Linked DNA regions of Homo sapiens: region 1 is linked to region 2. The links are chromatin loops, found by intact Hi-C in ENCODE. Cell type or tissue: A673. All regions are shown on one strand. Links, peaks and the distances in the headings refer to the core of each region. The heading gives the core; the rest is flanking DNA.

Region 1 (14,083 bases), core at 203-2,702, 85 kb before region 2:
TGTAGAATTCCTATATCACAGGACATTCACGTCTTCAACAATACCAAGGAATGCCAAATGGTTTTCCCACATGCTTAAGGCAATTTATACTCCAGCCAGCAGTGTAGGAATATTTTTTTTGTTCCACATTCTCCAAATACTTAGTATTGTAAGATTTGTTAGTTTTTGAAAATATAGAAGATATAAGTGCTACCCAATTGTGATATTACTTATGTAGTTGAACATCTTTTCACATTTATTAACCAGTCCTATTTCTTCTCTGCGAAAGGCTTGTTCATATGTTTGGCCCATGTTTCTTTTTCTTATTAATTCACAGAGTTTTGTTCTATAATAGATATTAATTATTTATTAGTTAATATGTTGCAACTATTTTCTAACAATTTGGGGCTTATCTCTTTTCTTTATGGTGTCTTTTGAAAGAAAGAAGTTTTTGATTATGATGCAGTCAAATTTATAATCTAATTTTATAAGGATTTCCTCATATGAATATTGTTTAAGGCATTCTTTCCCACTCCCAAAATTAAAAGCTATTTTCTATATTTTTCATTAAACATTTTGTAGTTTTCCTTTTTCAGTGGAATCCTTACACTTATTTAGAATGTGTGTCTGTGGCAGGGATCCAGTTTTTCCCCCACATAGACGAGCAGTTGTCTTAATGTCATCTGTTAAATGGTTAGTCTTTTCCCAGCTTATCGTCAATGCCAGCTCTTCCTGTAATGGCTTTCATCAGTTATGTATGCGTCTGTCTTTGGGCTCTATTCTGTTCCATTGGGCTTTCTTCCTATCTCTGCACTCAAACCACACTTTTAATTATGATAGCTTGAAATAAGACTTGATTTGGTAGAGCAAGTCTTCCTATCTAACATTTTTCTCTGGGAGTATATTGTGTACTGCATTTTGATCATCCATATAAACTTTAAAAATAGTCAAATTCTTCACAATCTTACTTCAGAATTTTATTAGAATTATATTGAACCTGTGGATTGATTTGGGGAAAATTAATAACTTTTACAATGGTCAGTCTTCCTGTCTGTGACCATGATATGTCTGTATTTATTTAGGTTGTCTTTAATATCTTTCAGTAAATTTTTATACCTCTCTCCATAAAAATCTTGCATATGTTTTTTAAAATCTATTCCTAGGGGCCAGCCTTTTTGAGGGGGAGTGATATTACAAATTCTTTTTTGACTAGGAGGTAGGAAATCCTTCCCTACTCCAAATATTCTCTTCCACGTGGAGGGAGCTTCACCCCTGAAACAATCCTGGTTGTCTCTGCCCCTCACTCACTCTGGCCCTGGGGGAGAAGAAGCAACATAATCTGATTAATGATTTGAAGGGATAAACTTGGCTTTCATGCCCAGGCATTTCCTCTTTCCTTCCTCTTAGGAGCTGCTCTGTCTATGAGAATATGTGGTCTTGATTACTCTAAGCCATGCAGAAAACCTAACAGAAACAACCCCTCCTTTACAGGAGATGCAGAAACACCAGCATCTGGTGTTCATATGCTGCTGGTGACTCACTGGATAAGGCTGTCTGGTTCTGGAATTCAGGATTATGAATCTCTCTTTTGCATAAATATTAGCGACATTCTCCAAAATCAATGTTTTTGGTAATAAAAGTATTTCAGCCTCTATCTACCTGTTCTTTTTTTTTCAGTTTTATTTAGGTAAGATTGATAAATAAAAATTCTATATATTTATGGTATAAAATGTGACATTTTAGTATATGTATACATTGTCAAATGATTACTACAATCAAGCTAATTAACATATCCATCACATCACGTGGTTACCATTGTGTGTGTGTCTGTGTGTGTATGTGTGAGTGGTAAGAACACTTAAGATGTATTCTTTTAGCAAATTTCATGTACATGACACATTATTAGTAACTATACTCACCACGTTTCCTGCATTAGGTCTCCAGTACTTATTTAACTTATAACTGAAGGTTTGTATCCTTTAATGAATACCTCCTCTTTTCCCCCACCCTACAGCTCCTGGTAACCACCATTCTACTCTCTGTCACTATGAGCTCAAATTATTTTTAGTTTCCACATGTTAAGTGAGGTCATGCAGTATTTGTCTTTCTGTGTCTGGCTTATTTCACTTAGCATAATGTCCTCAAGCTTCATCCATGTTGTTACAAACAGTACAATATCTTTTTTTTTTTTTTTTTTTTTTTGAGACAGAGTCTTGCTCTGTCTTCAGGCTGGAGTACAGTGGCACGATCTCAGCTCAGTGCAACCTCCACCTCCCAGGTTCAAATGATTCTCCTGCCTCAGCCTCCTGAGTAGCTGGGACTACAGGCACGTGCCACCGCACCTGGCTAATTTTTGTATTTTTAGTAGAGACAGGGTTTCACCATGTTGGCCAGGATGGTCTTGATCTCTTGACCTCTTGGCCGAGGGTGATCCACCCGCCTCGGCCTCCCAAAATGCTGGGATTACAGGCGTGAGCCACCACGCCCAGCCAACAATATATTTTTTTCAAGGCTGAAGTGTGTGTGTGTGTGTGTGTGTGTGTGTGTGATTTTCTTTATCCAGTCATCTATTGATGGACACTTAGGTTGTTTCCATATGTTGGCTGTTGTGAATAATGCTGCAAAGAACATGAAAGGGCAGATATATCTTCAAGATACTGATTTATTTCCTTTGGATAGATACCCAGAAGTGGGATTGCTGGATTATAAGGTAGTTCTATATTTAATTTTTCGAGGAATGTTACTGTTCTCATAATGGCTGTATCAATTTACATTCTCACTAACGGTATACAAGGGTTCACTTTTTTCCACATTCTCACCAACACATACTATCTTTTGACTTTTAACAATAGCCATCCTAACAGGTGTGACATGATATCTCACTGTGGCTTACATTTGGTTTCCCAGATAATTAGTGATATTGAGTTTATATACCTGTTGGCCATTTGTATGTTTTCTTTAAAAAAAAGTCTATTCAAGTCCTTTGTCCATTTTTAATCGGGTTATTTGTTTAGTTTTTCTGTATCTCTATGTTTTGTCTGGTTCAGAACTCAGGCTGGGAAAATAGATGCTATTAATTGGAATCCCTCAAACTCAATATAAATGTAAAATACTGCCATTATATAGACACACCATAGACTTTTCTATTTATATATAGACATTTGTATTTATACATTGATATCTGACAAACATGAATCTCTAAATTTTAGTTATTTATTTGCAGATTATTTTAGTTTTTTGTATTGAAAACCATATCTATAAACTACATTTTTATTTTTTTCATTTTTTTCCTATTCAAATCTTATAAATTTCATTTATAATTCTTGTTTTATTTGCTAGGTATATCATCTAGAAGAATGTTAAATAGAAGTGTGATAGTAGGCATTCTTATAAGACTTGCTTAGAAAACAGTCTGGGCATGGTGTTTTCTCTTTAGGAAGCTCTTTCAATACTTAATTCCTTAAAATGTTCATACAAACATTCATATTTTCTAATTTTTCTTGGATTAAGTTTGAAAACATTTTATAATGTTGAGTCCAGGAATTTTTCCCTTTCACCTATGTTTTCCAATTTTATTGGTATAAAGTTTTTCATTATACCCTCTTGTCTTTTAAATATTTCCTGTTTCTATAGATATGTTATGATCTATATATGACATACCTCCTTCTTTTCTTCATCAATCTTATAATTGATTTTATAATTTTTATCAGTGTCTCCACTCGGGCTTCATTGATCTTTTATCTTAGTTTTTTAATGCATTAATTTCTGTTCCTATCTTCTTGATTTCCCTTATTCTACTTTATTTGACTTGGTTTTGTTTTTTTCTAACTTAATTTACTAATTATGACCTAACTTCTCTTCTAATGTAAACATTTGAGACTATAAATTTTCCTCTGGGTACAGCTTTAACCATACTTCAAAAGTTGCTATTTTATTGTTATTACTTTTTAAAAATGTTTAGCCATTTTACTATAAAATGAAAAACATATACATAAAACGGCATAAACAAATGTATAGACTAGTGAAATATTTTAGTCAACATTCCTGAACCATCACTATGGTAGAAAAAGAAAATAGAATTTTGCCAGCCACCCAGGAGCCCTCCATTTGTCTTGGCCCAATCTCAACCCCCTATTCCTACAAAAGTAACCATATCCTGATTTTTACGGTAATCACATAAGAATGTTTTTTAATGGCTTTTTCTCTCACCTAAGTATGCATCATTAGATACTATAGCATTCTGTCATGTCCATTTAAAAAATATTGTTAGTTAGGTCTTTAACATTTCTTTTACTCTACAGTTTTTCATCCATTTCTTTCTTTTTTCTTTTAATTTAGCTGTTGAAACCCAAGACTTTTGACTCCCAGAGTTTCCTACAGTCTGGATTTTGCTTATGGCATGCCCATAGTGGAGTTCAACACATTCCTCTGTTCCCTGGATTTTTTAAAAAATGGCAGCTGCATCTAGAGGCTCAATCAGATTTAGGCTTGATCTCTTTCACAATACTACAGGTGGTGTAACGTTTATTCATCAGGAGGCATACAATGCCTGGTTGTCTCTCTTCTTGTGATATTGTTGCTTATTGTCCAGATCCAATAATTAATTAGCAGTTGGATTATGGTGATATTTCTAATTTTATAATTTTGTTTTTATTTGTTAGCTGGGAGAACTTTATAAAGAAATTCTTCCCTCATTTTGCTACTTTGTTACTCAATAATTCAGTTCATTTAGGAAGGCAGAATAAATGCTTATTATTTCCTCTTACTAATTTTAAGATAACAAATTGATTTTCTATCATCACCCAATTAGTTCTTAAAATATCATTATAAACACAAGAATGTAAATATATTTCAATTTTCTTATTCTTATTGATTCTTTATCCCTTCTTTGGCCAAAAGGAGTCTCTTCAAGTTGGTTCCTTAGTCCTTTCGTTATGATTTTAATAGTCTTTGTTACTTTCTTTGCTATTTTGCATGACAAAATATTCTAGTCTAATCTAATACATTCCTTTGCCAAATGTTGAATCAGTCATTTCTCCAAAAAGCCCTGGTATCTTTTCGAAGGAAATGATAATTCAATATTACATTCTAGGTTCTAGCAATGTTCATTGATACTGGCCTAGTCTTTCTCTAGGCCTTTCAGTAGATATACATATATAAAAATTGTTTTTATCCTCAAGGACATGAAGGGTAATAGAATTAAAATATCCATTACTATTCATTTGCTTTAATCCACATTTCACACATATCTGTCTGAGCATAATACTACTACTGCCACCACCAATCATGATTGTAAAATATATTTGCATATGCTATTCCTATTCTAGCCCAATTTTTATGCTAATAGTAAGCATACATTGTCAAATGTATGCCATTACATATTGTGTAGCCACAGAGATGAGTTGCCAAATTCTCCTTCACAGAGGGACTTTCTGCCCAGTTTCAAGAAGTTGGAGCAGTAGAGAGCCTACACTTGGAAGCTACTTCAGAGTCTACAAAAAGATACTTTCCTGAGATACTTTCCTGAGATACTGCAAAGAGATACTTTCCTGAGATTATGCTCTTCTTATTGCAGTCTTCATCTAGTGATTAAGAGAGGAGGGGGTATAAAGACCTGGCCTTTTTGGGCTAATGGCAGACACTCTGATAGTCAATACTTGCTCCAGACTTCTTGCCAAGTTGGCTAAGACTTTGTTGGGTTTGTGTGATAACCCAACAATCCTGCTTTCTCTCCCTTTCCTTCATAGGTGTTGATTCCCTAATAAACATCTTAAGCCCCAAATTCCGTCTCAATGTCTGCATCTAAAGAATCCAAACTACAACAGTTAGTACCAGAAATGGTGTGAGAAAACAGGCAATAAAATGATATTTTGAAGCTGGATTACTCAATGCTTATCTGGCAATGAGAACCCCATCATTGATGATAAGACAGTGTACCAATGGCCTCTGGCATGAGGTGGTGGTCCAGTCATTAAAACCATTAGGTGATGAATTGGGAGAATATACTAGGGAAAGAGAATGTAGTAGGGGTGATGTACAAGTTGTTTGATATGTATGGAGAAAATAGGGCAGGATTAGATGGCTATAAATAAGCACCATTGATGCACTACAGAAAGGTAAGGAATAACTAAGCATAATATGCAATTGAAAATCTGCTGTGAAAGCCGGAGAGCCTCTTTAGGTGCTTACAAAGAAGCTCTCATTTCCCATTATCACTTAATAGAATGGCTAAACATCAAACATGGTTAAATGCACAATAAAGTAGGTCTGATTTAACAAGATCGGGCCCCTATTTGAGAAATCTGGAACCTGGAAACATGAGATAGGGATATCTAGATATCTAGGCCCTGAGTATTTTGACTACCAAGACTTCTCCAAAGCTTCTTAGTTTGCATATGTAGCCCCACTCCTAAAAATCAGCATGGTCTCCCTTACCTTCCTCCCATCCTTTTGTTGGAAAAGAGCCTGGAATCTTCTTCTCTGGAAAGTAACATGTGTCCCTTTTAGTAACCATCCCACCTCCTCTCCTAGCCATTCACTAGCCCTATATCTAGGGTTCAGTTGCAACAAATCCCAGGGCGGTGTGTGCTGGGACTAGTAAGGGAGAAAGTGGTCTATATACCAAAGGAACTTTAAGAACTAGCCAGCATATTTCAGGAGGAGTCAGTCAAGCTTTCCTGGGACTGGATTCTGAGAGCGATTAATCAAGAGGCCTCAAGATATAATTGGATAGAGAAGGATTCATTGACTTGGGAACATTCTCATAAGACACAGAATTTAAAATACTGGCAAGGCCCCCAGAGATGATTCAAACTTCCTACTAGGAGGGCTTAATGGAACATTGAAAAAGCAATGGCTCACACTGAGTAGAGTTGAAAATGCCAGACTTGCCATGACAGATGGTAGGTGAAGAGATTTTCTTTTTTTAATATCCAGTTGGATGGGGAGGTAGGGGCAGGAAATCTCAAGAAATTGGGAATACTAGGATGGATATGCTATGTACTACTAGCAGACCTGCTAGATGATTATTTTCCACTTGAACATAGTTACACATTATTTACAGAAACAATAAAGAATGTGCTGGTGAAATAGCCAGCAAAGAAGTGAAGGCTCCCCTCTGTAGGCCATGGATGATAGTAAAAGAAGCCATTAGAGGACTTAGCTTGCTGACAGCAATGAAGATAATAGGACCCTGAAATAGAGGCCAGGTGGCAGCATTTCTGTTAATGTCTCTCTAATCATTTAAGTTTTTCTCTATTAGAATCCTCAGGAAAAGCTCATAAGAGCAATGTTCCATGAGTTGTGTGTTGACAGTTTTTGTTGCTTTTACTTAAAAGTCAGTTTTGCTGAATATAAAAGCTTTTGTTTATATTTTCTTTCCTAGGCTATCTTAAATGATATTCCTTTTTTTATTCCATCATAAAATTTTTCTGTGAAAAAGTCTGATGTTACCATAATTTTCTTTTCTTTATAAATCACAGGATCTTTTTGTCTGGATCCCAAAAGGATTTTCTCTTTTTCTTTAAAGTTCAATTTTTGTATACAAAGTCTATATTTGTATATGTCTTGGTATTGGTTATATTGGGTGAGTATTCTCAAATGCATGATGTGTGTTTTTCCCATTTGTATTTTCATTTTTTGTTGGAAAAGTTTTACTGTTTTACAGCTTTTAGTATTTGTTCTATTTCTTTTAGTATTTGTTGAGCTTCTCCTTTTGAAACTATTATTCATATGCTGCATCTTCTTTGCCTAGCTTCAATATTTGTCATTTTATTGGACATTCTTTTTCTTCTTTCTTCTTTTTTTTAAAAGATATTTTTTAAACAATGCCAAACTTATAGAAAAGCTGTGTGCTGTACAAAGAACTTTTTTCTGAACTATTTAAAAATAAATTGCCAATCTGTCGCTCTCATCATGCCTAAGCACATTAATTTGTATTTCCTTATTCTCCTACATAACCACAATACAACCATGAAAATCAGCAAATTAAGATCTTTAAATTAATTTGTTGTAATTTTCTCCTTTTGACAATTATAAACAGCATAAAATTAGATGTTACTTTTGTTTTTATCTTCTGAAATCCAGCCTTTTACTTTTCATTGGGGAATTTAGTCCACTGACATTTATTGTAATTCATAATATCTTTTTATGTACTTAAAATGTTATACTTTGTGCTTTCATTTGTTATATTTCTTCTATGCTCATTTAATTTTTTTGCCTTCTTTTAGATTAATTTAATTTTGTAGGGGATTTTTCTTATGCTTTATATTTTTTCCATTGCCTAATTTAAAATTCGTACAATTTCTATTCTTTTATTGGTCATCCTAGACTTTTAACATGTACATATAACTTAACAAAGTCAAAGTTAAGCAAGAGTTTTTACCATCTCCCTGAAAATAGAGCTTAGAACACTTTACTGTTAAATCACAGCAACCTTCCACCCCCCAACCATGTTTACATGTATTTTTCTCCATGATTTTGATTTTATGTTGTTTTTTTCTCCAAAATTGGATTTTATTATAACTTTTATTTAGTTAATGATTATATTTTCCCACATTTATTATTTTCTTTGCTCACTATTTCTTCTTGCATTTTATATCTTCTTTTTTAGTTGGTTTTCTTTCTACCTTAAGTACACCCTTTATAATTTTCTTTATATAAGAATAAATTGATTGTAAACTCTCTGTTTTTATTTCTGTGGAAGTTTTTATTTTATTCTTATTGTTGTCAGAAATTTTTTCTGGGTATATACTTATAGGTTTACAATTATAAGGCATTATACTATTGTCTTCTGATTTCCATTGTTCCTCTTTAAAAGTCTATTATGAATCTAACTGGCATTCTTTTGCAGCTTATTGATTTTTTCTCTTTTGAATGCTTTTATGATCTTTATGATTTTCATGAACTTTCTTGTTCTGCAGTTTACAATGATGTGTCTAGGTGTGGTTTTCTTTTTATTTATTCTACTTTGGCTTCCTGATATAAGGATTGTTTCATTTTTTTAATGATGGAAAATTCTCAGCCATTATCTCTTTGAATATTATCCTTCACAACCACTCATTCTCTATAATGTTTCCTTGTGCAAGTCTGATTAAGGTAATGGCATACCTTATGCTAACCTCCATGCTTTCCAATATTCCATTTATGTTTTTCTTTTTCTTGGCTCTCTCCACTAAAATCTGGATAATATTTCAGTCTGTCTTTCAATTCACTGATTTTTTCTTTTGGTGATTCTAAACAGTTATTTAACCTCTTTAATCCATATGTTGAATTTCTATTTGATTCCTTTTCAAATATTTTAGTCACTCTTATAATCTCCTCTTTTATATTTCTAAATGCCCTATTTACTTCCATTTTTAACAATTCTAATGCATTGTGCATCTGATTCTGCAGTTTGTGTGTTCTGATTCTAGCACATGATGGCCGTGTGTGTGTGTGTGTGTGTGTGTGTGTGTGTGTGTGTGTGTATGTGTGTTGAAAATATTCCTACAGAGGATTTTCATTTGATTTTTCCATGGATTTGGGTAGACTACCAATCCTGACACCGCTTTAAAGTAAATATTCAGCTTGGAGGTTGGTTTTTAACTTTTAGAGTTGTTGGGGAGTTCGGTCCCAGATACCTGTGAGGTAAGCTTGAGGTGAGGACTTCTTGCAGAAGGCTTTTACCTTATTTTACTCCACCCAGAATCAAAGCCAAACAGGCAAGGTTCCCCGCAATCTCGATGGTATGAGGTTTTATTCTAATAGACCACTGAGGATTCTGCCTTACAGTGATGCCAGCTTAATGTAGTAGTTTCAGATCTGACTACACTCTCACCTTACATGGGCTTTATCTTCTGCCTAATTAAAGTCTAGGCTCTAGGCCATGAGGGATCCACATGACAAATGCAGGCCATAACTCTCTTGTCATTTTCAGGCTTTGAAGATTTATTTTACTTTCCCACCAACTTAGAAAAGCATTTAAATAAATTATCCAACATTTTTAGGTGTTCTAAACTTTGAGGGTTTCTCCGGTCTCTTTCATGTCATTAGAAATAAAAATTCTTTCCTCTGAGTTTTCACAGTGATGTTAAATTTTCTTTGTTTTATACTATTTTTTAGTGCTCTCCATAGACAATTTCTCCTGTTCATTCATCCTCTTATGAGGCAGGGACTATATACTATGAGTCTTTGCCAACAGCAGGGTATATGAATTGTCCTTGAGTCCATTCTAACTCCTAGTCTAATGGATGACTCCTCTGTTCAACAGATAAAGGGTAGGTTGATATTCACAGCTCAAGTTACTACCATTTTTAACAGACTTTCATCTAGTTCAGCTTCAGTGGCATTTTTTCCTAAACTCATTGTTTGAGTCTCTAATACCTTTAACAAACATGGTTCCAGGAAATCTATAGTTTCCAGCATGTATTGTTATCAATGTTGTTTTTCTCTCTGACTCTACCTACTTTACTCATGAGAACCACACCTATTTAAATGAAATTTTCCACCACTAGTTTCTCCAGCTCTTCCCTCCATTCTTTTCTCCAATTTCTGTTCATTTTTGTCATCAGAATTATTTTCTAGAAGTACACTGGCTTTTCCCAATACAATGATATTATTTTCATAACTGACCAGACTATATCTGCCTACAAATAGAGGAAGGTAAATGAGTGGTGGAAGAACAGTTTTCAGGTAGATCAAAATGCTCTACCCCATTCCCTAAATGAATGTTGTCCTGTTTTATGGTTTGTAAACATCCTCAGCCTCTGGTCAATGAAGCAGACATCAAGGACTTATGAAATTACTTCCCCCTGCACCCTAGGTGTTATGTTTCATGAAGTTAAATAAATAAAACCTGGCTGTGCCATAAAGAGAAACCTACACAAGATTTATTCCTCTAATTTAGCTCCATCTTTCTTATATTAAGGAGATTCTTCTTAGATTATAGCACTAGATTGTCCATTAATACTAATTTTTAGTGTTACGGGGTTTTGTCTTTTTTTCTGGTCCTTCAGGAATATTTATATCTTTCGGATATTTTGAGAAGCTGTATCAGAAACTGCAAGCCATATGCCATTTAAACAAGAAGACCTTTCCTTGGCCTTCACAGATTACGTGAAAATATGATGCTTTCACCCAAAGTTTGTGTCTTCCACATCCCTGATAAGTTGGCAAATGTTTCCATAGGAGGCTGGCATGCTGAGGGATTTCAAATATCTTGGATCAAACTTGAGAGTGGTGACTGCTTCATGCTCATCTCCCTACAAGAATATATACCAGTTGATAGAGGCAAAAACCAACCCAGATGACCAAGCTAAGCCTATGGTCTCAGGAAAATAGTTATATACACATCCCTTTCCTCCCTCTGACCTATCCCTGATACCAGGCCTCACTCCCAGGTCCACTTCTCTCACCATGAAGGCCAATGTTCAAAGCTTCCTTTGCCAAGTTTTAGGTTTCCTCCCAATGACAATACTTCCTCCTTCCCCAATCACCAAATCCTTGATTTTCTTAGCAGTTCCTCACAACAGCAGAAGCTGCTCATGTAATTGCTGATGAAAGGAACAAAGTGAAAACAGAGAATCCCTTGAAGATTGGGCATCCTTGGGTGGGTGAGGAATCCTTTTATTAGCAGAATTAGGTCTAGTCAGCTCTTCCTTAACATTCTGAGATATCAAGACAAGTCAATAATTTCTCATGTGCATTTCCCAGTGTTCCTCATAGTCAATGAATGAATATTTTGCCCCTGGGTTAGAATAATAATTTCTGCATCACTCCACCTGGGTAGGTGGCATTGTAGGCATCCAGAAACCAATTAATATTGTCTGCCAAGTATATGCATTTTAAGAACCCCACCCAGATTAACAAATAAACTTTCACTTACTAACTGAATGACTGGAAATGGCCAAGCTTGGGAATTCTCAAGGTTGTAGCCTCAATGATAGAACTATTAAATAATTTTGCAGTTCAGCAATCTTACTCAGGGATGATGGATATGTGCCAGTTTTAATAAAGCCTTTAGTGTTGGGCTGAAGGGCTCTGTCACTGGACCTGCTTAGTCAAAATTACGGATGACACAAAGCTGGGAGGAACCACTAGTGGGTGGATTGACAAGTTAAGATCCAGTAAACAGACAAAGCAATGGCCTGAAACAAATGGGGGAAGAGACAGAGCTTTTAACTAAGAATAAAATTATCTGCATTTAGAATTAAAACATTACATTCCTTAATATAATAGTCTAATCCCGGGAATGCATAAGTTGATAGCAACTCCTACAGAAATATCTTGAGGTATTAATTTATTAGACACTAAATATTAAACAATCATGTAATCTGATTAAACAAACAAATAAAAACCCTCTGTAATACTATCAGCCTAAATCCAGACCAAGTAGAGATTATAACCTCCCATCCACTACACTGTCAGAACCATCCTGGGGTAGTGTTCAGGTGCCATAAGTTGAGAATGCTGGAAAATGTGGGCATCCTCAGAGAAGAGCGACTTGGCTTGTAAAGAACCTAAAATATCTAGAAACTCTATTACATGAGAAAAAAATCAGATAAACCAAGTGATGGGGACTGAAAAAGAGAAGATCACTATTTTTAATGATTTCAAGTGCTATCAGATTAATGAGGCACCAAATTTACCTCTGTTTGCTCTATTTTACAGAACTCAGGCCAAAGACAGAAAATTTTGAGGAGAGAGATTTATTTCAACTTAAAAAAGAATATCTAATCAACTTCAGCTGTACCACAATGAATGGGCTACCTCATAAAGTAGTGAGCTCTTTATCATAGGAATCATTCAAGAAGAGTCTAGATGACTATCAGGAGACTTACCAAAATAATTCTTTGAGGGGGGTGGTGAGAGTTGGACAAAATAATCTCCAAGCTTAAGAAGCTCCGATTTTAAAATTATTTTATACTAAGGTTTTAATGACTAATATGTATAATAAGACCATCTGACACACACAATGACTAATGGTACCACCTCAGGCATTATCACAGACATTATCACAGGACTTGGGAGATAAAATTTTTGTCTGGGGTAGGGCAAGGAGGGTCTTCTTAATGCATTTTCACTGGCAACTTCGCTGTTGCATAAGACTAGTTTTGGTTTATTATGCTTGCCTGCATCAGTCTCCTTCCGAGTTATTGAACACAGTGAGCACAGAGAGGAAGGAAGAGAACACATTTTATGTTTATTAAGTCCCTGTGAATTTTAACCATGCACTTTTATATATATTATTTCATGTAGTTTTCAAGACAACCTAGAGCAGTAGAAAAGTATTAAGCCTATTTTACATTTGAAGATAGGACATCTAGAAAAGGTAAGAGCCAAAGGTCACCCAGCTAGTAAATGAGAATGATAACATCATGACAAAGAAAAAGCAGAAGATACATGGGCTCTTTCAAAGTCCTTCTTATGGAATTCCAGATTTCTGAGATGAAAAGAACTTTAGAGGCTCTGTATTCCAACCAACCTATCAGTAACATGAAGTCCTTCTTAGTTTTGGAAAATTGATTTTGTGCACTTAGGTCAACCTAATAAGAGAAGAATAAAGCTGACTTTTAAAACCTAATGACTCTCATGGCTCTGTCCTTCCCAACCCCTTTACCTACCTCAGACCAGGCTCCTGTTGCAGATACCCAGTGCAGATTAATGAGTGCCTGGCCTTGGTGGCAGAGTCCACAGCAGACTGTCCCCACAGGATCCTGGAGCTCACCACTGGAATCTGGAACCTGATGTAGCCTCAGGCCAAATCTCAGTTCTTGCCAGTCTAGGCACCCAGAGAGCTGCCTCTGTTCCAAACCAACCCATAGGCCTGCACCCCAGGGAGCAAGGCTCAGTGGGAAAGAATGTGTTCCTAATATCCATGTCATCAGTTTCGTTTCTTTCTCTGAATTTCCTGACTGGGCTGTGGATGCTTCCATGCTGCCTCAGAGAGAAGGCCCAAAGATGCAATGCTTTCCATGCCATAACTTCCTCTCATTCCTGCAGGCAGCTTTGGGTGCAGTCCAGCCTCAGAGCCAGTGCAAGGGGTCCTGGTGTGATTCATTGGCCTCTCTGTTCCCAGCTTATGATATATCCTGGCTCCAAAGTGAATTTTTAATCTTCATTAAAT
Region 2 (16,227 bases), core at 8,882-11,381:
ACTCATAGGCTGCCTTGAAAACAAGCTAAACTATTTAACCTAATTTCACTGAGCACCTACTATGAACAAGGGATTCTGCTTCATTAGGATTTCCAAAATCAGATAGGCATGACCCACATGTGAAGAATAAGTTTGACGTATCAGAAAAACTGGAAACCTGAGCCTCAGGAAGGAGATAGGGTAAGATAAAGGTGGAGAGTGAAGAGAATATGCAGCAGCTTGATCCAAAGATCTGGCACCACGACTTTTTGTAGGAAAGACATATTAACACACCAGTTGGATTTAACTCTACCTGGGAACCATAATGGTGGTTCATATTTTTTTCTTTAGTTGGAATTTAGAAATTTCTAAAAATAATTAATTGCCTCAGAGCATGGGTGACCCAAAACTGCTTTACAAATAAGCTTCCAGCCAGGGTGAGAGGGCCCCTGGAAGAATCTGTGGTGTCATGGTGTCTCTCTCTCTCTCTCTCTCTCTCTCTCTTTCTCTCCCTCTAATTTTTGGTTCCTAGATGTAGAATCCTAGAAGGAAGGCAAGTGGAGGGAAGCACAAAAAAGAGGAAAAAATGGGCTTTCTCTGAGAAGTACTTTTACAATCAATAAAAATAGCATTTATTGAGCATCATATTTATAGTCCAGCCACAGAGCTAGTGCTTTACAAAATTTATCTCATGTAGTCCTCCCAAATAGTTTAACAGGTGGGCATTATCATCACACATTTCAGAGGAAGAAGCCAAGGTCCAAGGTCACACAGCTAGTAAATGGCAGAGCCACTAAGTTCAGAGCTTATCTCTTAATACCCAGTTACACTGATGCCAGTGGCCCATCTGGATGTTAGCTTTGGCTGAGCTATTACCAAGTTGACATGGCCTGCATATGCTAGCCAATCTAACATCCAAGCTAGCGACTGTGGGCAGGGAGGGGGGGGTAATAGAAGTTGCTGTCATTTGAGACAAGGAGAAATCACACCATCATCCCAGAAAAAAAAGGCCTGGAGGCTCAGACCCAAACAACTTCTCTGCCCTCCTTTGGTCAAGCACACTCTGACCAGGAGCCTGGAATCTTGAGCTCTCAGAAAGTCCCCAAAGAGAAAATGGGCTGTCAACCAGGTGACTGTTCAAAAAGACCTGGCCTAAATATGAATTGGCTAAATTGCTCTCAAAAGGCCAGAAACCAAGGAGACCGAGTTCCCCCACCCCATTCTCCTATTCCCAAAGGCCCCCAGTTGTCCCCAGGGAAGCAGAGAGGAGCCACTGCACTGAAGCATCTTGTTTTGATTGCACTGAAAATCTTCCCTGCCACATCCCTGACCCTGTGAAGACTAAAAGGAGCTTTCTTGACTCAGTAGGTAGAACAGAGTGCTGAGCAAAGAGCCTGCTCATGGCACTCGAGGGTATGACAGCCAAGAATGCTTTCGTAGCTGTGCTTTGCTGCCTGATTCCATCTGGAATGCACAGGCTTTGTCCCTTTGATCTTTAATATGGCTGCTCAGAGGGGCCAGGAGCTCACATTTGCAGCTAGTTCTGTCTTCATTCTCCACAGAGTCCACCTCCACTCCAAGTTCCTGGACACAATTCAGAAGTTTCACCTTCTTCCCTTTCATCTCACCCACTGCTGAAGGTGGGCCTTCAACTCCAGACCACCAACAACCCTGCCCCCCCCCCCAGAAGACTGGCCCCATCATCTCCCTCAGTCCTGTCCCATCTGGGTGAAGGGAAACTTGCCTCTTCTTTACTCAGGACTGCCTGTGAAGTTTCCCGCATCCCAAATACAAGAGCCAAACATCTAGATGCTTGGAAAGAAGCATCTGGTTAATTGGCTGGGGTTTTTCTGTTTGTTTGTTTTTTGCTTTTCATCCAGATGTTGGTGTAATGTAGACCCTGCATGGAAGTCCTGCGGTCACAGCTAAAAGTTGTGTGTTCTATTATAATTTAGAATAAGTTGCAACAACTGGAAGAAGTGAGAGGCCACTTGTCCTTTAGCAAGGCATTTCTAGCACCATACCCAAGAACAAAACCTGGGGGCTTAGCCTGTTCAAAGAAATTTAGTTGTGGACATGCTGCTCTCTTTATATAAGGGCATTTATACAGAAAAAGAAGTGAAAGCAAAATTCTAGAGTCTTCTTGTAGTGGGCTGAATAGGGGGCCCCAAAGTTAGCAGGTCCTGGTCCCTAGAACCTATAAATATTACCTTATTTGGAAAAAGAATCTTTGAAGATGTGACTAAGTCAAAGATCTTGAAATGGAGAGATCATCCTGGATGATCTAGGTGGGCCCTAATTGTCATCACTATATATATTTGAGAGGGAGGCAGAAAGATATTTGACACCCACTGGAGAGGGGATGGCATGTGAAGATAGAGGCAAAGATTGGAGTGATGTGAACACAAGCCAAGGAATGCTGGCAGCCACCAGAATCTCAGGAGGCATGGAGGGATGCTCCCCTCAGAGCCTCTGGAGGGAGCACAGCCCTGCCAATACCTTGATTTTGGACTTCCAGGTTCCAGAACTGTGAAATAAAAACTGTTTTTAAGCCACCAAGTTTGTGGCAATTTCCTACAGGAGCCACAGGAAACTAATAGACTGCTTATTTCCAGAAGCTACAGCAGACAAGCCTGGAGATGGGAGGAAAAGGAGAGAATAAGTGGACGAATATTCTGTGAGATCTTCTACACACAGAGGTGTTCATTGGTGACTGATGTTTGTATCAGGTTAAAGCGACACTACAGAGCAGTGGGAGAATAGCACCTCCAATAGTGATTCCATTAGAAACCTGGGTGAGGTTGAGAGCTCTTAGTTGGGAGGGGAGTCCTGCCCAAGGAGTATCCAAGACCTGCTTTGACTCAGCCACCCCTCCTTTTTGTGAGTTTCCAGGAAAGATGTGAACATGAGGAAAAATGGCAAAGAGAAAACCAACATACCACTACATAACCATTTAAATGGGTTTGGGCCTGAAACTCCACTGCAGAGCTTCCTGGTTCAGTCCGATGGCTTAAGGGTCTTACCACCTTCTGGCCAGTCATGGAAAACCACAAGATGAGCCCCCACAAACATGTGTGGGTTGGCAAACACACCAGTTTGTTGTCCTTCAAATCTGGTCCACTGGTAAATGTGGCTCTATGTCTAGGATTGTGGCTAATCTAATTAACAACTCATCACCTTGTCAACATAAGAAGGGATGTGGGAATGGAGCCAAGCCCATCCCTCTCCTACAGATAGAAGCAATTTGGGAACAACAATTTCCCCAAGACTGCTGACCAAAGCCTATATTTTGGGACGTGGATGATGAGAGTAAACTACACCTTCTGCCCATTTTAGCTTCCTGCTCTCACCTCCAACAAGAATAAGAGATGTGCCAACTTTCTCTGGGTGCATACTTGCTGCCATGCACTGTTCTGGGTACCAGGATAGAGCATTAAAAGGGCAGATGCAGTCCCTGCTTCCATGAAGGGTCATAAATTCCTTCCTGGGCCTTATAGTTAGCCTTCATCACTCTGAAACACAGTCCAAGGAAGCCCACTCCAAGCTTAGTTCTCTCCCAACAGCCAGTATGCTACAGTGACACTTTCCACCCAGTACCATGCTGGATTGAAAACCTGAGAACTAGGATTCCTGCAAGAATGATGTCTAAAGACTGTGAGACTGAGATACAGTTCTTGAAGACCATAAAGCACTATAAAAATACAAGCATTTTAAAATTGTAATCTATAACCAGTTAAGTCAGAGGATCAGAAAATAGTGTGGTCAAAGTCAAAACCTTGTGGTCTAATTAACTGCATTTGTTCTCATGTAACAGACTGGACTTAAACCCTGGACAGCCGATTAAAGCCACTAGAAACCAGCTGACCCCCATCCATCCTTTTGAGCATTAGCCAATAGCACTAGCTTCCTTTACAGAGGATGGTATGTTTTGTTTGTTTGTTTGACTCATGAAGAAAGAAACAGAAAGAGGACACTTAGCAAGGTCCAGGAAAACCCAAGTCCATGAATAAGCAAGCCATTTATCTAGAGGTGAAGAAACAGGAGGAGGAGGAGGAGAGGATGGAAGAGAAGGAGAAGAGAATGTGCTTGGAGAAAGAGGAGAAGGAGAAAGAAGCAGAAAAATGTGGCCAATCATCCAGATATTTCTAAATACACAAATGTTTGGTATCATGTGGAGATGGGAGCTCCATGAGTGATCATTAAAGAAGAGACTTTCCTCTCTATTTGACAACCATATCCATGAGCAAACACTAAAACTGTAGCTAATGGAAATCAAAACAATTGTTCCAAAAAGATGAAATTTGGGGATTAAGTCTAATTGTCTAATGCTAGTAAAGACAAGTCAATTTTGAGTAGTTCCATGGGAAGTGCCACAGAGCTGGATCCAGGATCTTGATTACCTGGGTGGCATGCATCCACAGCCAAATGTCTTTTTCTCCATGTCCTTCAATCTGAGCTCATCACTGACGCTCAAGAAGCTTTCCACTAGACCACAACACATTAAGAAGGATAACTATTGTTTGGGTCAAAATGAGTGGAAAGTGCACCACAGTAAAAGAAACAATAATAGAGAGAAAAAAAGGAAAGAAAGAAAAGGAAGTGACAGAGATAAAAACAGAGCAGGAACATGTAATTTGAAGAAGAAAGTGGAAACAGGCCACTTTAGAGGTTTGGTTGAACCGAATGAACTGAAGACAAAGGCCAGTAAATCATTCCCATTATCCTTGGCTTCAATCAGGTTAATTATGTCCTTACAGAACGTCCTGTCCAAGAGTTCACTCTGGTATTTCACAATCATTCACTCATTCACTCATTCATTCAACAATTACTTGCAGACCATGCAATGCCCTGGGCTTAGTTCTAAGGATTACAAAGGTGATCACAAACCTGAAGGGAGGATCTTGTAGAGACATGAGACAAATATGTAAATGCCCATAATACTAGAGTGACCTTTCCACACAAAGAGTGGAACTTGTTAAGACACATTTTAAAAAATAAACTTTTAATTTTATAACAGCTTTAGATTAACAGAAAAACTATGAACAGAGTACAGAGTTCTTATATACCTCACACTCAAGTTCTCCAATTTTTAACATCTTACATGAGTATGGTACATTTGTTATTAATGAAACAATATTGATTACTTATTGTTAAGTAAAGTGCCTACTTTGTTCATATTTCATTAGTTTTTACCTAGCGTCTTTTTCCTCTTCCAGAATCCCATCCAGAGTACCACACTGAATTTGATCAAGTCTCCTTGACAGGTGATAATGTGCATTTTTAAAGCAATCTTATTTCTCTCTTACTGTCTTTCCAAACAGGCCTAGTAGACCTGTCATTTCTCTGTCCCCATGAAATATTGAGCTGTTCCCAAAACTTTTTGGATCTCCCTCAGATAATATGTCCTATTCACATACAAATAATATGTACAGAATAGTGTAATAACTGGTCAAAATTGTGGGGCAGGAGTCAGTAGAAGAGTAGACAAAGGTGAATATCATGGAGGCCAAAGAGGAGAGAATCTTAAGAAAAAAGGGGCAATCCAATGCTGAAAGAGACCAGATAGAGGAGGAGGAAAGAAGAACTTGGCAGTCAGGAGTTCACTTAGAATCAAGAAAATCGTGATGCAAAGTGGTGAGAGTGGAAGCCGCAATGGGATAGGTTCAGGAGAGAGTATGTGGTTAGGAGTGAAGGCTACCAGTTCATATTCTTCTCCAGAGAAAGCTGAGTGCTAAATATAAGGAGAAAACTAGGTTGACGACTTAAATGGGCAGCATTTAAAGAAAAGATTTTGGGGTTGAGGTATATGACAGTCAGCATCTAAAACGATCCCAATAATCCTCCTCCCAATGCTCACATCTTTGTTTAATCTCCTCCCCTTGTGTATGGGCCAGACCTAGTGATTCACTTCTAATAAATAGAACATGGCAAAATGAATGAGATGACATGTCTGAGACTGGGTTATGAAAGACCATGACTTTTGTCTGATTGCGCTCTCCTTCTTTCCCCATTTCTCTAATTTTTCTCAGTTTTACTCACTCAGATGAAGCAAGCTGCCATGTTATGAGCTCCCCTAAGGAGAGGCCCATATGGTAAGGAATTGAGAATGACCTTCAGCCAACAACCATCAAAGAAATAAGGCCCTCAGACCAGCAGCCCACAAGGAACTGAGAGCTGCCAGACCACATGAATGTGCTTGGAAGCGGATCCTTCCCTCATTGAGCCTTGACAAGGACAGCCACCACAGCCAGCACTCTGCTGCTGTGAGACACCTGGAAGCAGAGAACTTGGCTTAGCCACATGCTGTCTCCTGACCTATAGAAAACTGAGATAATTAGTGTTGTTTTAAGCCACCAAATTGTAGGATAATTCATTATACAGCAATAGGTAGCTAATACAGAATGATTATTTTTTGTAAGAGAAGTCTGCACATGATTCTAGGCTCACATTTATTGTGCTTAAGAATTACCTTGGAACCTGAAACCTATAATCCAAATCTTTGAATCTGGATAAAGGAACAAGATCCAAAGAATTTTATTTAGCCACTGGGGATAGAGCACTAGCTGTACAGCACTCTTTTGGAAGAGACTAAAGATACTGCATTTTGAAATACCTTAGATAATTCCGTTGCACATGGGGGAGGAAAGTTTGAATGCAGTGAAAAGAAAATACCAAGATATGCAATTCAGAGATGTGGGTCTTGATGTCCAAGAGAAAGAAGGGGCAAGAATCCAGGAACCATGGGGAAGTTGGCCTTAAAGTTTTGGCTTTTTTCTCTGAAACAGGAGGAAAGACTTTTTTAAAGGGTGAAAATACATCAAAACTTTGAAATAGAAGGAAAAGCCTCAGTGTTCTCCAAAAGAAAGACTGAGGCTATCTACAAAGCCTGAGGAAGTGGAGGTATTTGTTCAAGGTTTAAAGAGACAGGAAAAAATAGACTCCTAGAGAAGGCTTAGTGAGCCACTGATAAACTTCAAAATAAAAGTAAATGTATTGAGATTGCCTGAGGATGACTGATGGGCACAATTTGAAAGAAATGAAGAAACTCACTCTACCCACCCTCCTTATTCCACTGGGAATGGAAGAAGGAAAATCTCTGTGGAAGAAGATTGCAAGAACAGTATCCAGGGAAAAGGCAAGTCTGTTGTGGTAAGGAAGCAGAAAAAGGGCTTTAGGGAAAGGTTAAGGGGAATATGTCGTTAATAGAACTGGGGCTCCATGGGCTCAGGTGAAGCATCCCATTGAGGAGCAGCAAGGGTGGGAGTGGGCCTGAACTGGATAGAAAGAGAGGGAAGCAGGACTCACTCACAGGGGAGTAGAAAGCAGTTTTTAATGATTAAGGGATAAAGGAGGCTGAAAGTTGGAGATGCGCTAGAGATTCTTGTTTGTTATGGGAGGACAGAGCAAATACCAATTAAGTTCATTGAATTAACCTGCCCCTAAAATCTAAGTTAAATAAGTTAAATATTGATCCATTATCCACATCAACATCTCCAGGTCCTCTAAGATGATGTGCAAGACAAGGGCTGGCAGCAGAAGTCTCTTATAAGTCTCCCTTTGAGAGGTGGTCCTACAGTGAAGTTCAGGTCTCAGGAAAACAGTGGTACACATCCATACTCAAGGTGTTGAAAGGCCTGTATTTCTTTAAAATTTCTCTTCATCTTGTGTAGCAATTTGCCTTGTGTCTAACTTGGCATGGAGGAAAGATGATCCATTGGCTAGGGGTTAGAGGGCCTGAGAGTCCTAGTCCTAGCTCCACTCCTGATACACTAGATGACCTTAAAAAGCCATTAACTTTCCTGATACCATTTGTAAAGTGAGGGGCCTGAACCAGATGTTCCCTTAAGTCCCTTCCAGCACCAACATACTAAAAGCCTGAAAACACAAAACACTAAACCACGTCTAGGGATCATCTGGTCTAGTTCTTGGAAATTTAGTTTTTAAAAAAAAAAAAAAAAAAAAAAAAAAAAAAAAAAAAAGGAGAGAATTCCAGCTCCTATCTGTAACCTTCTGGAGACTTACTACCCATTGATAGAATTCCCTGTGGGAAATGTTTTGAAATAGTGGATAGTCTATAAAACGAAATTCTGGGGATTAATCTGCAATGAGGGCTGAAAATTTTCTGAGTGATTTTTCCCAAATGTATGAGAAATCTTTATCTAATTGAATGTGGAGCGTATTCTTTTCTGAAGCATCTTGTTTGCATTCTCAAAGCAGGGTTTGGTAGGAAAAAGAGCTTAGGCCAGATATTTTGCCACTTACTCATCAAGTTATTAGGGAAGATGCGCTGACAGCAACTAGTGAGTCACGTCGAGGTCATGTCATGTCTAAGTTTCAAACTATCTCCAAGTATTGCCACACACACATTCGCATATACCTCACCACCAGCACCATGAAACAGATTGTGAAAGAACTTCAGCCGCATCCATGAAGTGAAAGTGGGACTTTCTCCTGACCTCCACATCCCTGAGGAATCCGCTCTCACCACTGCGTACTTCTCTGATGGGAATCCTTGAGGTCATTTGGTCCCATCTTATACCTCGTAAACTCAGTATAACCTAACAGAAATGTCTCAACCTGTATCCCCAAACTTTACGTGAAAGAGACAGGGTAAAAAAAGACATGGAAACTTCCTTTGATTTCCAAATGCAGGAATTTTTATTACCCTGGAAAGGCACTTGGGGACTCTGAGTATTTTTATTTTTTCACAATGGCATTACCAGTAAAAATAAGAACACCTCCTACAGTGGTGCACTGTATATTTTCAATATTTTATATTTTTTAATCATTCAACATATATTGACAACTATGGTAGGTGGTAAGAGGGTATTCGGCGTCTATAAATTATCTATAATATAATGAAATAAATTATATAATTATGGTATATAAAAGGAGGATGTAATTAATTCTGCCTCGGGGTAGGGAAGTTGAGGAAGGTGAGTCTTAAATGATGAGTAAGAGTTGGAAGATGAGTAAGAACTAGCCAGAGGGTGAATGAGATTTGAAGGGCATTCAAGACTAAAGGGACAGGAAAATAAAAGGCAGATATGTGAGAGTTTATGAGGCATACTGGAGACCTACTAGCAGTCTATATGTGGCTAAAGCATAGTGTTCAATGCTAAAGGGGAGAGAATGGAGAGGTGGACGGGTAGATTTGGGCCTGCTTGTAAAGGCCTTAACCAACATACTGAGGACTACAGCTTTCATTCTTTAGGCAACAGGGAGGCAAAGATGACTGTGATCATGATCCAGTCTGTATTTTAGGAAGGTAATTCTGCTAGCAATGAAGAGAATGGATAAAGAGGGAGAGAAAGAAGGCAGAAAGAGGTCAAGATCTATTGCAATGGCTCAGGAGAAAAATGGCATATGTAAAAAAGATCATATTTTGCCATCATTATTTGTTTTTGTCTCCTTCTTTACCCCTCACACAGAGTTAAGTTTCTTGCACCCAAGTATCATGTCCTGTTCACCTTTGTATCCTAGCACAGAGCAGATTGCCTGTGCTACATAGTATAGGCATGCAATAAACACCATTCATAGGTGAATGCACAAAATGAGACATAAAAAGGGTAGTAGCAGTAGGGATATAAAGAAAGGGTAGATTCAAGAAATATTTTCTGAATTAGATTCTAAAGAATTTGGTCTAAGTAAAAGGGAAAATTCCAAAGTTCTGTATTGGGCAACTAAAATACAAGCATGGATCTTCAAAAACAGTTTTAATTTTCTTGGTTATTTTTTCGTTGAAAATAAAGTTTTCAACACTTTTTTCTTGCATTTAAAAATGCAAGAGTGGGAGCAGGTAAAGAAAGAAAGATAACAAGTTGAGTTAGGAAGATGTTGATTTTGAGGTGTCCATGAGCCAGGGTCCTAAAGTCCAGTGGGCAGCTGGAACTCTAAGTCAGGAGCTGCTAGGAGTTCACTGGCTGATTTTCACTTACGACCATTCATCGAGGCAGTTGAACCAAATTGTCCAGAATCCAGTTTTTTGTTGTTGTTGTTGTTAACATGGGCTGAAAAGTTTATTTCCAAAGAAAAAAGTAAACAAGAAAATTAAAACTGTTTTTAAAGATTCCTGCTTCATCACTGCTGAAACCAAAACAAAGACAAGAGAAGGAGCCAGGGATCAACCTCTGTATCTGAAGATGTCATAGTGAATTTCTCAGATCTTCAGACTCTCAATGGAAAGGTTCCCATGAGCACCATTAGTTGTCCAAGCATTAGTAAGCTGACTTACTTCAGAATGTAAAATATTCTAACAGGAAATTCTAACAGGAAACTCCAACATTCTTCCCTTTGTTTTCTTCCCATGCATTGCCACTGAGACCTCTCAGGCAGAGATGCTTTGTTGAAGGCATGCAACATGATGGGAGCCTGAGGCCATATGGTACCTGGAAAGAACACTGGAGAAAATTAAAAGAACTGGTTTTATTCCTGTCTCAACTATTAATTGGCCATGGTGACCTTGGACAAGTCACTTTACCCTTCTGAATCACAGCTTCCTCATCTGTAATATGAGATCAGTTTAGGTTTCTCTCTCTCTCTCTTTCTGTGTGTGTGTATGTGTGTGTGTGTGTGTGTGAGTGTGTTCTTAAACACTTAGCACTGACCTAGATTTTTCCTTATGTGTTTATCATCAACTCCTCCCAAGGCCACTAGAGTTTTGCAGGTCTGGTTCACACTACCTCAGGGACTCTAGATGGAACCAGATGACCATCCATTGAAAGAAGCAGTATATGCCAAGGCATCTCTCCTTTATATGTTTTTTCTTGGTGGGTCAAATGACTCACCATTTAATAATCTAAAAATGTCTACTTTCTACTATATCTACGGATACAAATTTTAGTGCCTGGAAATGGGGTGCTAGCACAACAAAAATCTAAAATGTAGGATTGGCATTTGAACCAGACAGTGAGCAGAAGATGGAATGGCTATACGGACTTTAAGGAAAACATTAATGAAATCCTAAATTGCCTCGAACACGCGGTTAGTAAAATTAGACTTTAAAGAGGTTGTTTGTGAGGTCTTAAAAAAAAAAAAAAAAGGAAAATCTTGGAAATTTGAAGACAGGAGCTCCTTGTTATGCCATGGCAGAAAGTTTAGCAGCACTGTCTCCTGCAGTAATGTGAAAGGTAGAAAATTTAGCTAAGATTTCCAGCCAGAGTGTTGAGGGTGCCATCTGGTTTCTTGTGGCTGCTTATATTAATATGTGAAAGGAGAGAGAGAAGCTAAGGAAAGCACTATTAAACCAAAAGAAGATGGGATCTGGCTGGTTGTGAAGATTCAAAGGCTCTCCAGATGGCAGACAATACTAAAATTAAGAAATTGCTCCCAAGCAAAGGTCAAATCCAGGACACCCTCTAGAAACAATGTTCTAAAGATGAAGCCAAGGGTGTAACTATAAAATCCTTTTTTAGAAGCTTTTTTAAGTTAAAAGGTGGTTTTTCAGAATATGTTAACTCAGACAAAATACCTGCTAAAGACTTTAAATTTTGCTTCACAGCACCTATATATAAAATAATAAGGGTTCTAAAAAGCTTAAGTTCCTCACCCTTCTCAAAAGAAGATTTACGTGGAGAGGATTTATCTCAAAGATATCTGTAGGTGTAAATTTGTCTAATGAAGCAAACCCCAGTGAGATTCACAGGAGGACCACAGAGATTTTGAGAGACTTATATCACCGGGTATACTCATGACACAGATTGAAAGTGACAGAGATGGTATAAAATGAAAAGAAACTTTTGAATCCTCCAACTTCCATAAGCGAGAAATAGGCTGAAAATAAAATCAGTCAGCTGCAAATACATTACACCTTTCATGAATAATGAAAGGAAGGATGATTCAAAAGGGAACCAAGAATCTAGAGAACAATACCAAGAACTATAGAGTAATTTTCAGGCAGAAGTAGGATTGAGTTCTAATAGAACTTACAACATTTATCTGGATTTCAGAACTGATATGAACCAGTGATTCTTTTGTGCCTCAGTTTCTCCCTTTTTAAACAGGAGTGTCTATGTTGGCTGTCCTCTACCTATGGCACCATTGTATGTTGGGTGTGCAGGGGACAGATAACTTGTTTCCTAAGTTCATTGGTCTACAAACTGAGAAGAACTGTACTCATGGAGTTGTGCTGAGGGAACTATGTCTGAGGACCTGGACCTGATTTAGAAGACGAAATTCTGAACTCTGAGCTGATTTTGTAACGGGATAAATTTTTTTTGGGTCTGGGGATGGGACGAGTACATTTTGCATGTGGGAGAGATATGAGTTATTGGGGGCTGGAGAACAGACTATGGTAGCTGGACTCCAGGATATTCCAGGATGGTTCCCACTTCCAGGCATTCACATCCTTTTGTGGCCCTCTTCCATATTGTACCAAAGTTTGTCTGGCTAAGTATAGGGTAGGTATGATAGCATATCATTTCTGAGATTAGGTTATGCAACTTCTGCCTTGGGTACTCTATCTTCCTCTCTCTTTCTCAGATCATTTACTCCAGGGAAGTCCAGCTGCCATGTCACGTGTAGTCTTATGCAGATGACTACATGATAAGGAACTACAGCCTCCTGCCAACAGCCATGTGAGTGACCTTGAAAGAATATTCTGTAGCCCCTGTTGAATCTGTGATTCAACTGCAGCCTTGGCCAACAGTTGACTGCCACTCATGAGAGAGTTTGAGCCAGCTAAGTCATTCCTGGATTTCTGACCCACAGAAACTGTGAGATTATAAATAGTTGTATTTTTTTAAGCTGCTAAGTTTTGAGGTAATTTGTTACACAGCAGTAGATAACAAATTAATAAATAAGCTCAAAATATTTTTAAAATATGTTGTATTTTTAGTTCTAGCAAAACAAATGGAAAATGAAATCATAAGTATTATTGATAATGGCATCAAAAACATAACACATTCAAAGATAAATTTGAAGCCACATGTGGAAGAGTCCCATATAAAAAACTATTGTACATTACTGAAAGAAAGTAATGAAGTTTTAAATAAATACAGAAGTATACCATGTTCATGGTTTAAAAGACTCAATATTTTGTCAGTTTCCTTAGATTGACCTGTATATTTAACACAATCTCAATGAAAATCCTCAAAGACATTTTTTTTTTAGAAATTGACAAGCTGATTCTAAAATCTATATGGAAACATTAATAATCAAAACAATCTTCGAAAAAACAAACTCTGAGAACTTACTCTACATGACTTCAAGACTTATTATAAACCCACTGTGATTAAGACAGTGTTGTAGCATAAAGATAAACAGATAGTCAACTAGATCAATAGAATAAGCAGAGTCCAAAAATAGACCCATGTTATATGGTCAATTAATATTTTACCAATGTGCCAAAACAGATGAATGAGGAAAGGGAAATCTTTTTAACAAATGGTGCTAGAAAGATCGCCTACTATAGCTGAAAAAAAGAACCTCAACCCATACATAAAATGGATTATAGATGGATTACATAACTAAATGCAAAAGCTAAAACTATAAAGCTTTTGGAAGACAACATAGGAGAAAAGCTTTGCAATCTTTGGTTAGATAACTAAAAAAAGATAGGACTCAGAAAGTAGTAATTATAAAAGACAAAACTTGATAAATTAATTATAGCAAAATTTAAAAACTTCTGCTCATCAAAAGGCACTATGAAAAAAATGAAAAGCAAGACAGACTGAAAGGAAATATTCACAACTTCTGACAAAGGACATGTTAAGAATATATTTTTGATACACTTGCAACTCAACAATAAAAATATAAACAATCCATTTTTCTTTAAATGGGCAAAAGATTTGAATATATACTTGACAAATGATGATCTGTAAATGATTAGTAAGTACATGAAAAGATACTCAAGATCATTAGCCATCAGAGAAACAAAATTAAAACCATGATAAGATATCAACACGTCCACTGGAATGACTAAAATTAAAAACAATTACAATACCAAATATTGGTGAGGATATGTAACAAATAAACTTCAAATATTGCTGGTGGGAATGTCAAATGGTATATTCACTTTGGAAATACATATGGTAGTTTCTGATAAAGTTAAATATACACCTACCTATGACCCAGCTATTCCATCTCTAGGTGTTTTCCCACAAGAAGTGAAAACATATGTCCACACAAAGACTTATACGAGAATGTTCAGTGAAGCTTTATTTCTAATAGCCAAAAACTAGAAACAATCCATATTTTCATCAATAGGAGAATGTAAAAACAAATTGTAGGACATCTATGCAACTGAACACTACTAAGCAAAATACAAGATAGAACTACTGATACATACAATAATATAGGTGAACCTCAAGATTTATGCTGAATTGAAGAAGCCAGACACAACAGAGTCCATACTGCATGATTTCACTTCTATGACATTTTGAATGGCAAAACTAATCTATAGTGAAAGAAATAAGAACATAGAACAGTGGTTACCTCTGAGGAGGGAGGGAGGAGGGATTGACTCAAAGAAAGAGAAGAAATCTTTCAGGGGTCATGAAAATTTATATATCTTACACATATCTAGTATACATAAATGTACACTATTGTCAAAATCCCATCAAACTGCATACTTAAGATCTATGCATTTTACTGTTTACAAATTAAACCTCAATTTAAAAGGGGGTGCCATTTATGAAACCATTAAAAATATTAGATACCCCGAAATTATTCTAATAAAAAATGGGCAAGCCTTTCACAGAGAAAGATATAAATCATCATTGCGATCAATTGAAGAAGACCTAAATAAATGGAATAATAATCCATGTTCGATGGCTTGGAAAAACAAATATTGTAAAGTTATCAGTCTCTGCAACTGATCTGTAAATTCGACATAGTTCCAATAAAAATTTCAGTAGAATTTTTTTTTTTTTCTGGAGACAGAGTCTTGCTCTTGTTGCCCAGGCTGGAGTGCAATGGCACAATCTTGGCTCACTGCAACCTCTGCCTCCTGAGTCCTGTCTCAGCCTCCTGAGTAACTGGGATTACAGGCACCTGCCACCAAACCCAGCTAATTTTTGTATTTTTAGTAGAGACAGGGTTTCGCCATGTTGGCCAGGCTGGTCTCGAACTCCTGACCACCTGATCCGCCCACCTCAGCCTCCCAAAGTGCTGGGATTACAGGCGTGAGCCACTGCGCCCAGCCTCAGTAGGAATTTTTTTGGTGGAACTTAACAAGCTAATTTTAAAACATGTATGGAAATACAAAAACCAAGGATAACAAAGACGCTTGACAAAGACAAACAAATGGGGAAAATTTTTCCTCAAATATCAAATGCACTATAAAACCACAAAAATTAAGAGTAGTATTTGTGCAAGCATAAACAAACAAGACAAATGGAATAAAATAGCACTTCCAAAACCCCCACATCTAGGAACACTTGATTTGTGACAAAGATGGCAGTGCAATGTACTGGAAAAAATATGATATTTTTAATAACTGGTACTGAGTTGACTGGATATCCACATGGAAAAAAATAAACTTAACTCTTATCTCACACCATATAAAGAAATCAATTCCAAGAAGAATATAACTTTAAACACGAAAAGCAAAATAAAGATTCTAAATATTAATATAATAATATTTTCATGACTGTGAGGAAGAATGTACTTCTTAAACAGGAGGAAAACAAGCATCAACCATAAAGAAAAAGATTGATAAAATCCACTAAAATCTAAAACTTAAAGTGGAAGAAAGTATTAGCAATTTATGTAACTGACTAAGGGTTTACATTCAGAATTTAAAAAATAGCCCAATAGATAAGTGCGCATGAAATTTGAACAGGCACTTTACAAACTTCTATGGTTTGAGGGTATGTCCCCCACTTAAAATTCATATATCGGAACCTAAGATGAAATGTGATAGTATTAAGAGACGGGATCTTAGAAGGTGATTAAATCATGAGGGCTCTGCCTTCATGGATGGGATTAGTACCCTCATAAAAGATTCAAGGGAACTAGTTAGACTCTTTTGCCCATCTCTCCCTTCCACCATATGAGGACACAGCAACAAGGCACCATTTTTGGAAGCAAAGAATGAGCCTTTACCAGACGTGAAATCTGCCAGTGTCTTGATCTTGGAATTTCCAGCCTCCAGAATTATGAGGAATAAATTCCTATTATTTATAAATCATTCAATCTAAGGTATTCCTGTTATAGCAGCAAGAATGAACTAAGACACAAAGGATAATACCCAAATGACTAATAAATAGGAAAAGTTGTTCAACCTCATTAGTCATTATGGAAATGTAA

Evidence for each region. Hi-C counts contacts between places; a loop is a spot of excess contacts. Peaks named below come from ENCODE experiments on the same cell type or tissue, not always from the same donor. Only the 100,000 strongest peaks of a DNase experiment are listed, where the experiment ranks them.
Region 1: a loop joins it to region 2, with 11 times the contacts of the local background. A loop is called at or near these places in 4 of 110 quality-filtered maps.

The regions. Positions count from the first base shown.
Region 1 is chr1:115,239,404-115,253,486 of GRCh38, reverse strand. No RefSeq gene overlaps it. Among named protein-coding and RNA genes, the nearest start is that of NGF-AS1, 37 kb to the left of the region's middle. In A673, for the core only: no CTCF peak of the experiment used is centred there; DNase peaks (open chromatin) are centred at 736, 1,416 and 1,876; H3K4me3 peaks cover 1,338 bases; H3K27ac peaks cover 2,262 bases.
Region 2 is chr1:115,160,996-115,177,222 of GRCh38, reverse strand. No RefSeq gene overlaps it. Among named protein-coding and RNA genes, the nearest start is that of LINC01765, 69 kb to the right of the region's middle. In A673, for the core only: no CTCF peak of the experiment used is centred there; a DNase peak (open chromatin) is centred at 10,292; H3K27ac peaks cover 2,211 bases.